Linked DNA regions of Homo sapiens: region 2 is linked to region 1. The links are chromatin contacts, found by Hi-C in ENCODE. All regions are on one chromosome and are shown on one strand. Each heading gives the region's core, a stretch centred on a gene start or an enhancer-like site at or near the end of the contact. The rest is flanking DNA. Distances are from core to core; before and after follow the strand shown. Region 1 holds the start of CDK13-DT (CDK13 divergent transcript). Region 2 overlaps ELMO1 (engulfment and cell motility 1).

Region 1 (5,792 bases), core at 542-3,041:
GCCGCTGGGTGCCGGAGGAGGAGGCCGGACTCCCGCCGCTGCCCCCCGTTCCCCCGGCAGCCGTCGCCGCCGTTGCCGCGCTGGCCCCCCCCAGCAGCAGCCCCTGCTCGGACTGGGAGCTCACATCCTCGTATTCCACCAGCGGGGTCACACCCCCGCCGCTACTAGCACCGCCACCGCCGTCCTGCTGCGGCTGGGGCAGCGAGAAGACCCGACGCTTCTCCGCCTCCTGCCCGGCGCGGGGCCCGCGACGCCGCTTCTGCCGCCCTCCTGCGCGCCTCTTGCCTCTCGCCAGCCGCTTGACCTCCAGAGGGGGGCCCGGGCTGAAGCAAGAGGAGGAGGCCGCGGCGGCGGCGGCTGCGGCGGCGGCCGTGCCGGGAGCAGCCAGGAAGAGCAGAGGCGGCGGGGGCGGCGGCGGTTGCAGGAGCTGCGGCTGCAGGAGCGGCAACAGCAGCGGCGGCTGCTGAGGGGACAGGAATCGCCTCCGCTTGCGGCGTTCCTCCAACTTCTTCTCCGCCCAGCTCAGGCCCCCGCCTCCCCCCAGCGCCGTGTCCGAGCTGCTCGGCATCGCCTAGAGCCAGCCGCAGAGCGCGGCGCGGGTGCGGCCTCCTCCCGGGTCAGATCCTGGCCATCTCCCCCGCCGGAAACGGGAGCGGCGGCGGAGGGACACCGAGCACCAGAGCCGGCCGGGAAAAGCGCCACGATAATCCGGGTCGGGACTCGGGTCCCTGGGTTCCAGGTCACAGTGGGGTACGCAGCAGCCTCCGGGCCCCAGGGAAGCAGGAATCCGGGCGGCGGAGCTCCCGATTGCGCTCGTCGTCCTATCCTCGGCAGCGAAAACACCAGATGCGCCGGGCGCTGACCTGCGGGGGAGTCCCGAGTCCTCCAAGTGCCCCCGGGGGTGGGGGAGCGGCCTTGGCCGCGCTCTCGGCTCGGGCAGCGCAACGCGGAAGTACCACCTTCGTCGCCGCTTCACTCCATCGCGCCCTGACGTTGGGTGCAAGTTCAGGGGAGGGGAGTGGGCGAGACAACAACACGCCTCCACCGCCTCCTCCTCGGCGTCGACGTCGTCCTCCTGTGGTGGCGGCGACACACCGCAGGCGCCTCGGAAGTGGCCTGGGCCTGACAACAACTCCCGGCCTAGGGCCTCGCGCACTCTGCGGCCCGCGGGGCTGGGCAGCGGGGCGGGGCGAGGCGGGGGCGACCGGGCTGCGGCTCTCGGTTGGGGCAGCGACTGTGCGGGGCTGGGCGGGGGGCTATTTCCGGGGAGATGGGGGCAGGGGCGTTTCTGAGTCTGTGGCGGTAGGTACGGGCCCTGACTTTCTTCTTCTTTCGCCGCCGCCGCCGCCGCCAGCAGAGGTGGCGGAGCTACCCCTTTCCTCCGCTCCCCCCCTCCACGAGGAGGCTCCTGGTGTGCGCGGCCTGCCCCGGCTCGCTCCTCCCCTTCCCTCTCCGCTCCTCGTCAGGAGGAGGGAGAGCAACGGGACTTGCTGGTTGGGCCCTAACCTCCACAACCCCTCCTTCTCGCCTCGCTCTTTCGGCTTTTCCCCTCAGCCCTGACGTACGACCGGGAGCGCGCCCGCAATTCACGCTCAGAGAAAGCCGAAGATGAGAGGTGGCCGGGGCAAGAGAGGCGGGAACAAAGTTACCGCGCACTGGCGTGCTCGCTCCCGCCAGGGGCCGGCAGGCCGCACCGGAAGTGGCATGATGTAGAAACCGCTCGGCTTCCGGCGAGGGTGGGACTCCGTGTGAAGAAGGGTTAAAGAAAGGAGAGGATTCGTGTGCCGCCCACTGCTGTTGCTTGAGACTCTGCCCGTGGTGGCGCGCCTGTCGTGCTTGTTGCTTGCGTCCAGCGCGCAGTGCCGGTTCCGGCTCTGCAGACGCCGCACTGCCTGCCTGTTGAGCGAAAGGTCACAGTGAGAACAAGTGTTTCTGGAGACTGCGAGGGAAATAATGCTGTTGGTGGCCTTCTGGAGTAGGCAGTTACCCCCCGTGTACCTTCAGTCAAGCCCTGGGAGTGGAACAGCTGCGAAAGGAGAGAAAACACCCCGCAAAACAGGGTGGAGATGGCGTTGGTTTAACTTGTCTCACGTACGCCAAAGTTCGAGGCCCCATTTTTTTTTTTTTTTTTTTTGAGACTGAGTTTCGCTCTCGTTGCCCAGGCTGGAGTGCAATGGTGCGATCTCGGCTCACCGCAACTTCCGCGAGGCCCCTTCTTATCCTAAAAAACACACTTGGGAATCACAGCTCAAGCTTCGGTAACACTATTTACTTTAAAATAAAAATTTTTAAAGCTTTAAATCAATACAGGAAATAAGTGGAATGTTAAAAGGAACTACTGAAAATTCCAAATTCTCAGGAGGCTTGAAATAAAAACATCTTGTGCGAATGAGGACTGCCCTCTTAGTACTTCACCCACTTTCACCTTCATATCTAAACCTTTGGGGTTGCCAAACATAGCCATATAGTGACCTCACATCTCATTTCTTGCCTTAGAATTGCCCTTCAGTTACAGACTAAGCACTCGGGATAATTAGATTAAAATGTAAATGGCTTATTGGCTTTTAGAATGGTTGGAAACGCAAGCTAACCCTGTGCAGTGGCACACGCCTGTAGTCCCAGCTACTCCGGAGGCTGAGGCAGGAGGATCTCTGGAGCTCAAGAGTTCGAGGCTGGAGTGAGCCATGACCGTGCCACAGCACCCCAGCCTGGCCAATCAGCAGGGCGAGGCCCTGCCTCTAATAAAAGAAAAAGCTAAGCCGTCTGTTCAATGACTAAATGTAGTAACCCCTTTGAAAATTCATTTGTTCAGATCATCAGTTGGTTTAGTTCTTAAACACTTGGTATCTATCCATCGTTAATACCTTAGTGTAAATTATTTTAATCAGTTTGACATCACAGTATCACAGACTGGCCTGATTTAAGCTAAGATCAGACTTCACTGACCGAGTACAAAGGATGTTGGTTTGCTGAAGGATAAAGGAGGAGGCAAAGGAATAGGTAATCTTAAAGTCAGAGCATTTCCCAGGAGGGCAGGCCTGGGTGGGCAACACCATGGGATGGGCATTGGGAAACTGAATAGAAAAATAGGGGGCAGGGTTCCTAAAACAAATTTCTGGTTGACAGTATTGTTGAGTGAAGGTCCTGTAGCCAGCCTCCTACCAAAGACTGTTTAGCAAGTGGCTTTTTCAGAAACATGTAGGATCAACTTGTTCCATCGTCCTACGTTAGATAGACTGGAATAACAGAACAAAGAGAGCAAATAAGAGGTTTAGCTTGCAGCTCCCCTCGTGTACAACCAGTTCCACTTGAGAATGTCATCTTCTATCATATATTTTCAAAGAAAACTTGATCCATAGTAAATGGATAATTCCCATGTGTAAGTGTATTAAATGGAGAAGAAGGGAAAAAAAGTAAATGGATAGTTCCCAATCCAGGGTGCAAACAAAAAACATGTACTAAAATATTTTTACTGTGGTTCTACCACCCACGTTTCCTCAAAGATTCTACCTTTGGTGGGGGAGGTTGAATGAACATTTTGAGCTCAAGATACCTGCCCACGTGGTTGGAAACACTAATAACTAATAGGATTCAAACTCCAAAAAATGGGAAGGACCTTTGAATTAGAAGCCGTCTGTTTCTATAAGCCTGTCTGCTTGCCTGAATATTAAAGAGATTTGAAATTCCCATTTACGACTATATTTTTGTTTATTACTGCTTGTGTGTGGGGGGGTGGGGAGTTCGTGTTTTGTTTTGTTTTTGTTTTTGTTTTTTTTGAGACAGAGTTTTGCTCTTGTCGCCTAGGCTGGAGTGCAGGGGTGCAATCTTGGCTTACTGCAACCTCCGCCCCCCAGGTTCAAGCGATTCTCCTGCCTCAGCCTCCCGTGTAGCTGGGATTACAGTTGCCCGCCACCATGCCGAGCTAATTTTTTTGTATTTTTAGTAGAAACGGGGTTTTGTCATGTTGAGCAGGCTGGTCTCAAACTCCTGACCTCAGGTGATCCGCCCGCCTCGGCCTCCCAAAGTGCTGGGATGACAGGCGTGAGCCACTGCACCAGGCCCCAGACTCATCTTTTATGCAGTTCAGAGGCCCACAGTGTTAGCACTTTTTTTTCAGAAGTGCAATATTGCTTCTATGTGCTGGGGAGTGGGAATTCTTGCTGGTTCAGTAAAGCTGAGGGATACGTATTTATAAAACAGTAATGGTGGAGTAAACTTCTAGCTGTCTTCCTAAATGGATTTTCCCTTGATTACCTAAGTAACAGTATCCTGGGTTTGATGGGGGTAAATGTGCCTAGCTAAAAACTACATCTCCCAGTATTCCTTGCAGATAAGACGTGATCATTGGCTCCTGCCAATGAAGTGAAGTGGAAGTTGTTGGGCGAAGCTTATGGAAATGATTCTTAAAAAATGGAAGGTCAGGGCCGGGCCCGGTGGCTCACGCCTATAATTCCAGCACTTTGGGAGGTCGAGGCGGGCAGATCACCTGAAGTCGGGAGTTCAAGACCAGCCATGACCAACATGGAGAAACCCCGTCTCTACTAAAAATGCAAAATTAGCCCAGTGTGGTGGCGCATGCCTGTAATCCCAGCTACTCGGGAGGCTGAGGCAGGAGAATCGCTTGAACCCGGGAGGCAGAGGTTGCAGAGGCTGCGGTGAGCCCAGAGTGCACCATTGCACTCCACCCTGGGCAACGAGAGCGAAACTCCATCTCAAAAAAAAAAAGGAAGGTCAGTTTCGCTGACCTGTACCTTCTGCCCCTCACTCTTACTTCTTACTTTTCTCTACATCTGGAACTCAAATGCAATACTGGAGTTTGAGCAGCTGTCCCATGACAACAAAGGAATAAGCACAGGCTAAGGATGGTGAAGTGAAAGGAAAATAGAAAGACGTGACTCCTCGGGGGCATTATGGATCCTTCAAACCAACCCTAGACTAAAAAAGGAATAATTTGTTTAAGCCACTGCTATTTTCAATTATATTACAGCCAAATTAAGTTGCTAAATATTACCATGTGACCCCATGTCCTCATTCCATTCCATGGTAGGTATCATTAATTAATGGCAGCACTCCTTCCTGCTCACCCTAAATGTAGCCTCAGAATCCCTCAGACACGGTGATGCAGTCATCCATTACCAATAGATCAGGGATGGTACTAGCATTAAACTTATTTTTCATGTTGTCCTAAAATAATTTTCGTGATTTTTGGGGAGTTGGTTTTTCCAAAAACTTAAGATTCATGTCCTGGCCCCAAACTACATTTTTTTTTTTCATACGGGGTGTCTCTGTTGCCCAAGCTGGAGTACAGTGGTGTGATCTCAGCTCACTGCAACCTCCACCTCCCAGGTTCAAGCAATTCTTTTGCCTCAGCCACCCAAGTAGCTGGGATTACAGATGTGCGCCATCACGCCTGGCTAATTTTTGTTTTAGAGACGGGGTTTCACCCTGTTGGTCAGGCTGGTCTTGAATTCCTGACCTCAAGTGATCCACCTGCCTCGGCCTCCCAAAGTGCTGGGATTACAGGCGTCAGCCACCGCACCTGGCCAAATATTTTTTATTCTTTAATTTTACAAGAATGTGTAGGTCCTCTTAGGAGATAAATATTCATGAATATTTGGAAGTTCAACTAGATAACAAGAGTATTTCAAGTTACTAATTACATGAACAAATTTGAGAGAAACAAACATGAACAATTCATCTGTGTTTTGTTAAAATTTCTCATAAGTAGAATCATTAGCATCTTAAAATATAATGCTGATGACGATATAGGTCACAGGAAATCTTTTCTACCA
Region 2 (6,012 bases), core at 3,309-5,808, 2.6 Mb after region 1:
TATTTTCAGTGGTCCCATCCCAAGAGACTCTAATTTAGTGGTTCTGGTAAACTATTTAATTTTGATTCTGCCATGGTCAGTGCAGTTTGGGAACCTCTGCTTTAAGACAGCAGCTCTTGATAGACAGTCCTCCTCCTTACCTGTGAGGTTAGTGTAGTGTTCTCTGCCTTTGGAGATGGCCTTTGCTATGTGTGTGTTTTAATATATATATTTTTAAATTATCTGCTTATTTTGGAATAATTTTAGATTTACAGAAAATTACAAAGATTGTATATGCTTACATTTATACCCTATTTCCAGTTTCCCCTTATGTTAATATCTTAATCTTGGTACATTAGTCAAAACTAAGAAATTGACATTGGTACATCACATTAACATAACTACCAACTTTATTTGGATTTCACCGGATTTTCCACTAATGTCCTTATTCTGTTCGAGGATCCAATCCAGGGATACGAATTGTCACGTTTCCTCAGTCTCCTTCCGTTTTGGACAATTTCTCAGTCTTTCCTTGTTTTTCATGGCCTGATAGCTTTGACAAGTAATTTTATGTTGATACAATTTTAAACACACAAAAATTGCCAGGATAGTACAAAGAACTCTGTACCTACTTTTTCTGAACCATTTGATGGAGCCCTGGAAGCACCATCCCCCTTCACCCCTGAACACTCAGTGTGTATGTCCCTAAGATTGTAGCCATTCTCTTACATAATAATCACAGTACATTTATAAAACCAGAAATAAATTGAATACTGGTATAATGCTATCGTCAAATTCACAGTTCGTAATCCATATTCAAATTCCATCAGTTGTCCCAATAAGATCCTCTATAGCTATTTTCTCTCTGGTGTAATATCCTGTCCAGGATCATGTACTATGTTTATTGTCAGGTCTCTTTGATCTCCATTGATCTTTAGAAATTTCTCAGTCTTTATCTTTTGTGACCTTGACATTTTTGTAGAGTACAGGACAGCTATTTTAGGAAAAGTCTTCAGTTTGGGGTTCTCTCACATATCCTGCTGATCAGATTCGAGTTTTGTATTTTTGGCAGAAATGTAGAGAAATGATGTGTCCTTTTTGGCTCATCATATCAAGAGGTACATGGTGTTGCATTGCCTAATTCTTGATAATTATTCTGGTTTTACAGATGACAAGTGTAAACAGTTGGTTAAATTATAGGCCTCCTATTAATCACATATGGAAACCTAGACGGGCAATTAGGAACCCAGTTCCTAATTGCCCTGCAGTTGCTGGAATTACAATGAGACTTATGGAAGTGTTGCTGTCAGATGTTGTTTCTTGATTGAATCAGAAGTTGGCACAAGAATTAGAAGTATGTTTTCACATGCAATGAAGAGTAGAAGAAATGATTATTACTTGGGTTTTCTCCTAATCTTCTACCTTGTTCAGTAAAGATCACATAACCTGCCTCTCTCCCATAGCATGTTAGCTTCATTTAGAAAGCTCTTTGCTTCTTTTTAGCCTGGATAGCTGCTATTTCACTAAAAGCCGTTTCCAAAAGTTGGGTTAAGCACTGCTGCTCTATTGTCTCCCAAAATTTTGGGTGCCCCTCCACTTATCACATTGTATTGTCCTTGTCTATCAACTGAACCCAGTGGTCCTCAACCTTGACTGTGTACAAGAAGCATCCAGGGAGCTTGTACAAAATGCATATACCAGCTTGTGCAAAATGCAGCCCCAGCTGCAGAGATTGTGATTCTGCTGGCCAGGGGCAGGGCTTTTCATCTGCATCTGTGATAAGCACCAGATGAATCTAATCCAAGGGCTTCCACAGTTTGAGAAGCAGTCATTAGACTGGGAACTGCCTGTCTTTGAGTGTTGTTTCTCCTTGCCTGGTGAACAGTCCTTAAAATGAAAAGATATTTCATGAATGAATAACTGGGAGGCGGTGCTTCCTGAGTAGTGATTATCTTATCAGGTGCTCAATTCTGCTCAGCCACCCTCCATCAGTGCCTGGAGTTTTCAGAGGGACGTCTGCCCATGATGGACTTGTTTATCTTCTTTCTAAATATTTAGGAGAAAATTCTGTGTTTCCACTCAGCAGGAAAAATCCCCAGGAGCTTCTTAGACATGGACTTTGCTGTATCACAGGAAGGTCTCAAAAGAATTATCAACTCACTGGTTCCTGACTCCTGCTCTCGCCTTCACAATGTATTGTTGAGTTTCAAGCCCGGGGAGCCGCTTGAGGATGAGGATGCTTGTTGTCTGGATATATCAAGGCTCCTGCATGCACTGTTCTTGTTAACCTATTATGTCCTGAATAATGTATTTGTTTCTCGGTCAAGAGTCTGGAATCCCAAACACTTCAATAAGCAGCATCTAGTAAGAGGCAGTGGGCTCCAAGGACATTTAAACCTGGATGTGAGCACTTGTTTTAGTTCCTTCAGCTGCTATAACAAAGTACCTTAAACTGGGAAATTTATGAACAACAGAAATTTATTGTTCACAGTTCTGGAGGCTGGGAAGTCCAAGATCAAGGCACCAGTGGATGTGGTGTGTGATGAGGGCTTGTTCCTCATAAATGGTGCCTTGTATGTTTCCCCACAGGCAAAAGGGGCAAACAGGCTCTGTCAAGCATGTTTTTATACCACCACCATGGGGGCCAGGTTTCAAACAGATGAATTTTGGGGAGACACAAACATTCAGACCATAGCAGTCCTGGAGCCCTGCTTTCTGTGAAAGGCTCAGTTAGCCTTGAGCCTCAGTTTCTTTGGGATAATAATTTGCTACTTTGATGGTCCTTGTGAAGATTAAAGAAATCATGTGAAAAGAGTGTAGCATGTTGCATAGCTTAGAGTGATTCCTCAATAAAAGCAGCCATTATTAGCTAGATTAGAAAATTAGGTACTCTGGTTTTCCTTTTCACCTGCACTTCCATTGTGAACATTTGCCCTCTGTTCTCATTCTTTCTCTGCCTAACTTTTTCAATGTTTAGGAAGGAGAAAAAATTAAAAGACAAGTGGGAGGCATCCTCTGGTAATAAAGAGGTGTCCTAATTGGACACATAGCCAATTTGTGCTATGGAATATTCACTGGCTCCCTAGTACTCTGTGATTTTTTTTTTCCATCTTGGCCACTCACCATTTCTGAGCAGCAGCTTTTCTGTTCCCTGCATAAACTCTTCAAGCCTCCAGTATTTCTTGTCTCTGCCCTGCCCCCTCAGGCCTTGCTTTTCAAGGAAGACACAGACCAGAAAGCTACCACTTCTGTCTTTGCCTAGAACTTCTCGGCCTACATATTTGCATGGCATCACAGACTACCTGATGCCTTTATCTCCTGCCTTCCTGTTTTGTTTTGCTTTTTCTACTGCTAGCAGAGAAGGGAAGAGGTGGTCCCAATTTGTTTCCAGTGCTTTCAGCTTATCCCAACCCCCAATGCTCCACATAGGTGTTTTTTTTTTTTTTTTTTTATACTTTAAGTTTTAGGGTACATGTGCACAACGTGCGGGTTAGTTACATATGTATACATGTGCCTTGTTAGTGTGCTGCACCCATTAACTCGTCATTTAACATTAGGTATATCGCCTAATGCTATCCCTCCCCCCTTCCCTTACCCCACAAGAGGCCCCGGTGTGTGATGTTCCCCTTCCTGTGTCCATGTGTTCTCATTGTTCAATTCCCACCTATGAGTGAGAACATGCAGTGTTTGGTTTTCTGTCCCTGCGATAGTTTGCTGAGAATGGATCCAAAGGACATGAACTCATCATTTTTTATGGCTGCATAGTATTCCATGGTGTATATGTGCCACATTTTCTTAATCCAGTCTATCATTGTTGGACATTTGGCTTGGTTCCAAGTCTTTGCTATTGTGAATAGTGCCGCAATAAACATACGTGTGCATGTGTCTTTAAAGCAGCATGATTTATAATCCTCTGGGTATATACCCAGTAATGAGATTGCGGGGTCAAATGATATTAGCCCATCCTTTCTACCCTACCTGGGGCTTTGTCCCAGCCATGTTCTCTTCTCTTATTCTTTTCTTCTTCTCTGTCTTCAACAGTGAACTCTTCTGTTTTCACCTTGGAAAATCCTCCCCTTGACCTAGTAACTCTCTTTTGGTAGTATTTTATTCTGTTTTTCCATTCCAGGCTTATTTAAATGTTACCAGTATATGCCATCTATGTTGTTCCATGCTTATTTTAATATTTGCATGAACAACAATTTACCTCTCTACAGGGCTCCCCTTTTTGGTGGCACCTCTGCCTTGGTTGTCCTCACCCTCTCGGTTACGCTCGGCAAAGCTGCCCATTCTCATCTTCTTGAAACTCTCCCTTCCTTCCTCTAGCTTCAGTGCCTGAGATTCTTCCTCCCTGTTTGATTCATCTGGGATTGTTTCCTTCCTGGTTCCTCTTCTTTCTAGATCAGTTCCAACCTCAGTGCTAAGCCCTCTGGTCTGTGTGTTCACTGTCGACACTCTTTGTCTTAGAGTCCATGTTCGCTCATGACGTTAAAGTTTCACCTCTGCCTACATACATAACAACAGTTCCCATCACCGGCATAGCCTGCCAGCTAACCACTAGTTTCATTTCTCTGTTGGGTGGATATATGGTTCCCCTCTCTAACTTCAGTTGTCTACAGACGAGACAAATGGTTAGTGAAACTGCCCATATGTTAACCTGAAGAAAGGAGTCTCACAGGTATTACCAACTTTTTGAGGTTATATCATGTAGAGGGGGGACCATTAGATATGTTCTTTTTTTTTTTCCTTGACGCAGGGTCTCACTGTGTCACCCAGGCTGGAGTACAAAGGCTCAATCAAAGCTCACTGCAACCTCTAATTCTGGGCTCAAGATATCCTCCTGCCTCAGCCTCTCGAGTAGCTGAGATTACAGGTGTGCACCACCATGACCAGCTAGTCTTTGTATTTTTAGTAGTGATGGGGTTTTGCCATGTTGCCCAGGCTGGTCTCAAACTCCTGGACTTAAGCGATCCTCCCACCTCAGCCTCCCAAAGTGCTGGGATTACAGTCCATGAACCACCACAGTGCCCTGCCTAGATGCGTTCTTTATGGCCCAAGTGTAGGAACTCCATCCTATTTGTGCTAGGAGACACATTTCACCTTCACCCAAGAAAAGCCAGCACGGGCCATCTCATCAGGCGAGGGGATCCATCATCTCTACCAAGTGTGCATCAGACAAATGCTTGGAGAAGATGTTCTGAGCATATTCAGGCCCAAAAAGGGCAATGGGAAGAGATACATAGTTTTCAACCTTAGTTCTGCTTCTCAAATGGCTTGGGGCAGAGGGGTGGCTGCCGAGGGCTTCCGGGCACCCCTCGCTCACTCCTGCTGCAGCACCTTTGTATTGTCCCATTTTCATTTGCGTATGATTTGGGGAAAGATTTTGTTTGAAAAAAGTTTATCAGTTTAAAAAAATAGACATGGATGATTCTTGAGCTTTCTGGTATTCCTGAGACTTCAGTCAGATTCTTTAGGGTGGCTTTGCATCCTTCCATATTTTTCATAAGCATTGTCCCTGGGCCAAGGTAGTGTCTGCAGGCACTGTATGTGATTCCCAGGTACCCCTCTGTTTTATAGAAGCTGCTCCTTTAGACGCTTGTTCCCGCACATTCATGGTCTTTTTTCATCTCTTGCCGTTTCCTTCTAAAAGTATGCCACCTTGAATGCCCCCTGCCTTCTCCCAGCTCTCTACTGCTTTAAATCCTGGCTTTGCTAAGCACTGCAGAGAGCCTCCTTTGTACTCAAACCTTTTCTGATCGCATTATAATGCAGTCTTTTCTCCAGTTTTCTAATTTCTTATATCATTTTCTTTGCCTGTAGCTTTTATTTGCAGTTAATATATTTCACACGTAACGTAATTTACATTTTTCTTTTTTCATGCTCACTTCTCTTGAAATAGATTATAAGCTCTTGGAGGTCAGCCAGTGGCTTACATACATTTGTATCCTTTGGTTCATCACATTGATCTCCGTTACTGTGTGTGTACAATAGGTTTCAATTCTGAACAGTGAAGATAAGAATAAAACACTGGTG

Evidence for each region. A loop is a pair of places that touch in the nucleus more often than their neighbours do. Pooled maps may share reads with other maps.
Region 2: a pooled map shows a loop between it and region 1 (12-fold over the local background). The contact joins the enhancer-like site here to the promoter of CDK13-DT in region 1. A Hi-C loop is called at or near these places in 1 of 168 maps with a recorded cell type or tissue (naive thymus-derived CD4-positive, alpha-beta T cell), 1 of 37 single-sample maps with no recorded cell type and 9 of 50 pooled maps.

The regions. Positions count from the first base shown.
Region 1 is chr7:39,945,418-39,951,209 of GRCh38, reverse strand. It overlaps CDK13-DT (CDK13 divergent transcript), which reads left to right and starts at 1,791. Exons shown (of 1, transcript NR_158201.1): 1 at 1,791-3,689. It overlaps CDK13 (cyclin dependent kinase 13), which reads right to left and starts at 954. Exons shown (of 14, transcript NM_003718.5): 1 at 1-954. The coding sequence starts at 568. RefSeq lists silencers at 1-16, 87-376, 1,167-1,396 and enhancers at 887-1,166, 667-1,585, 1,637-1,886, 1,957-2,086, 2,347-2,396 and 3 more.
Region 2 is chr7:37,334,942-37,340,953 of GRCh38, reverse strand. All of the region lies in intron 2 of ELMO1 (engulfment and cell motility 1), which reads left to right. Among named protein-coding and RNA genes, the nearest start is that of ELMO1, 110 kb to the left of the region's middle. Within about 2 kb of position 4,558, at least 7 of the 41 ENCODE cell types and tissues checked have a DNase peak (open chromatin) inside an H3K27ac peak, as active enhancers do.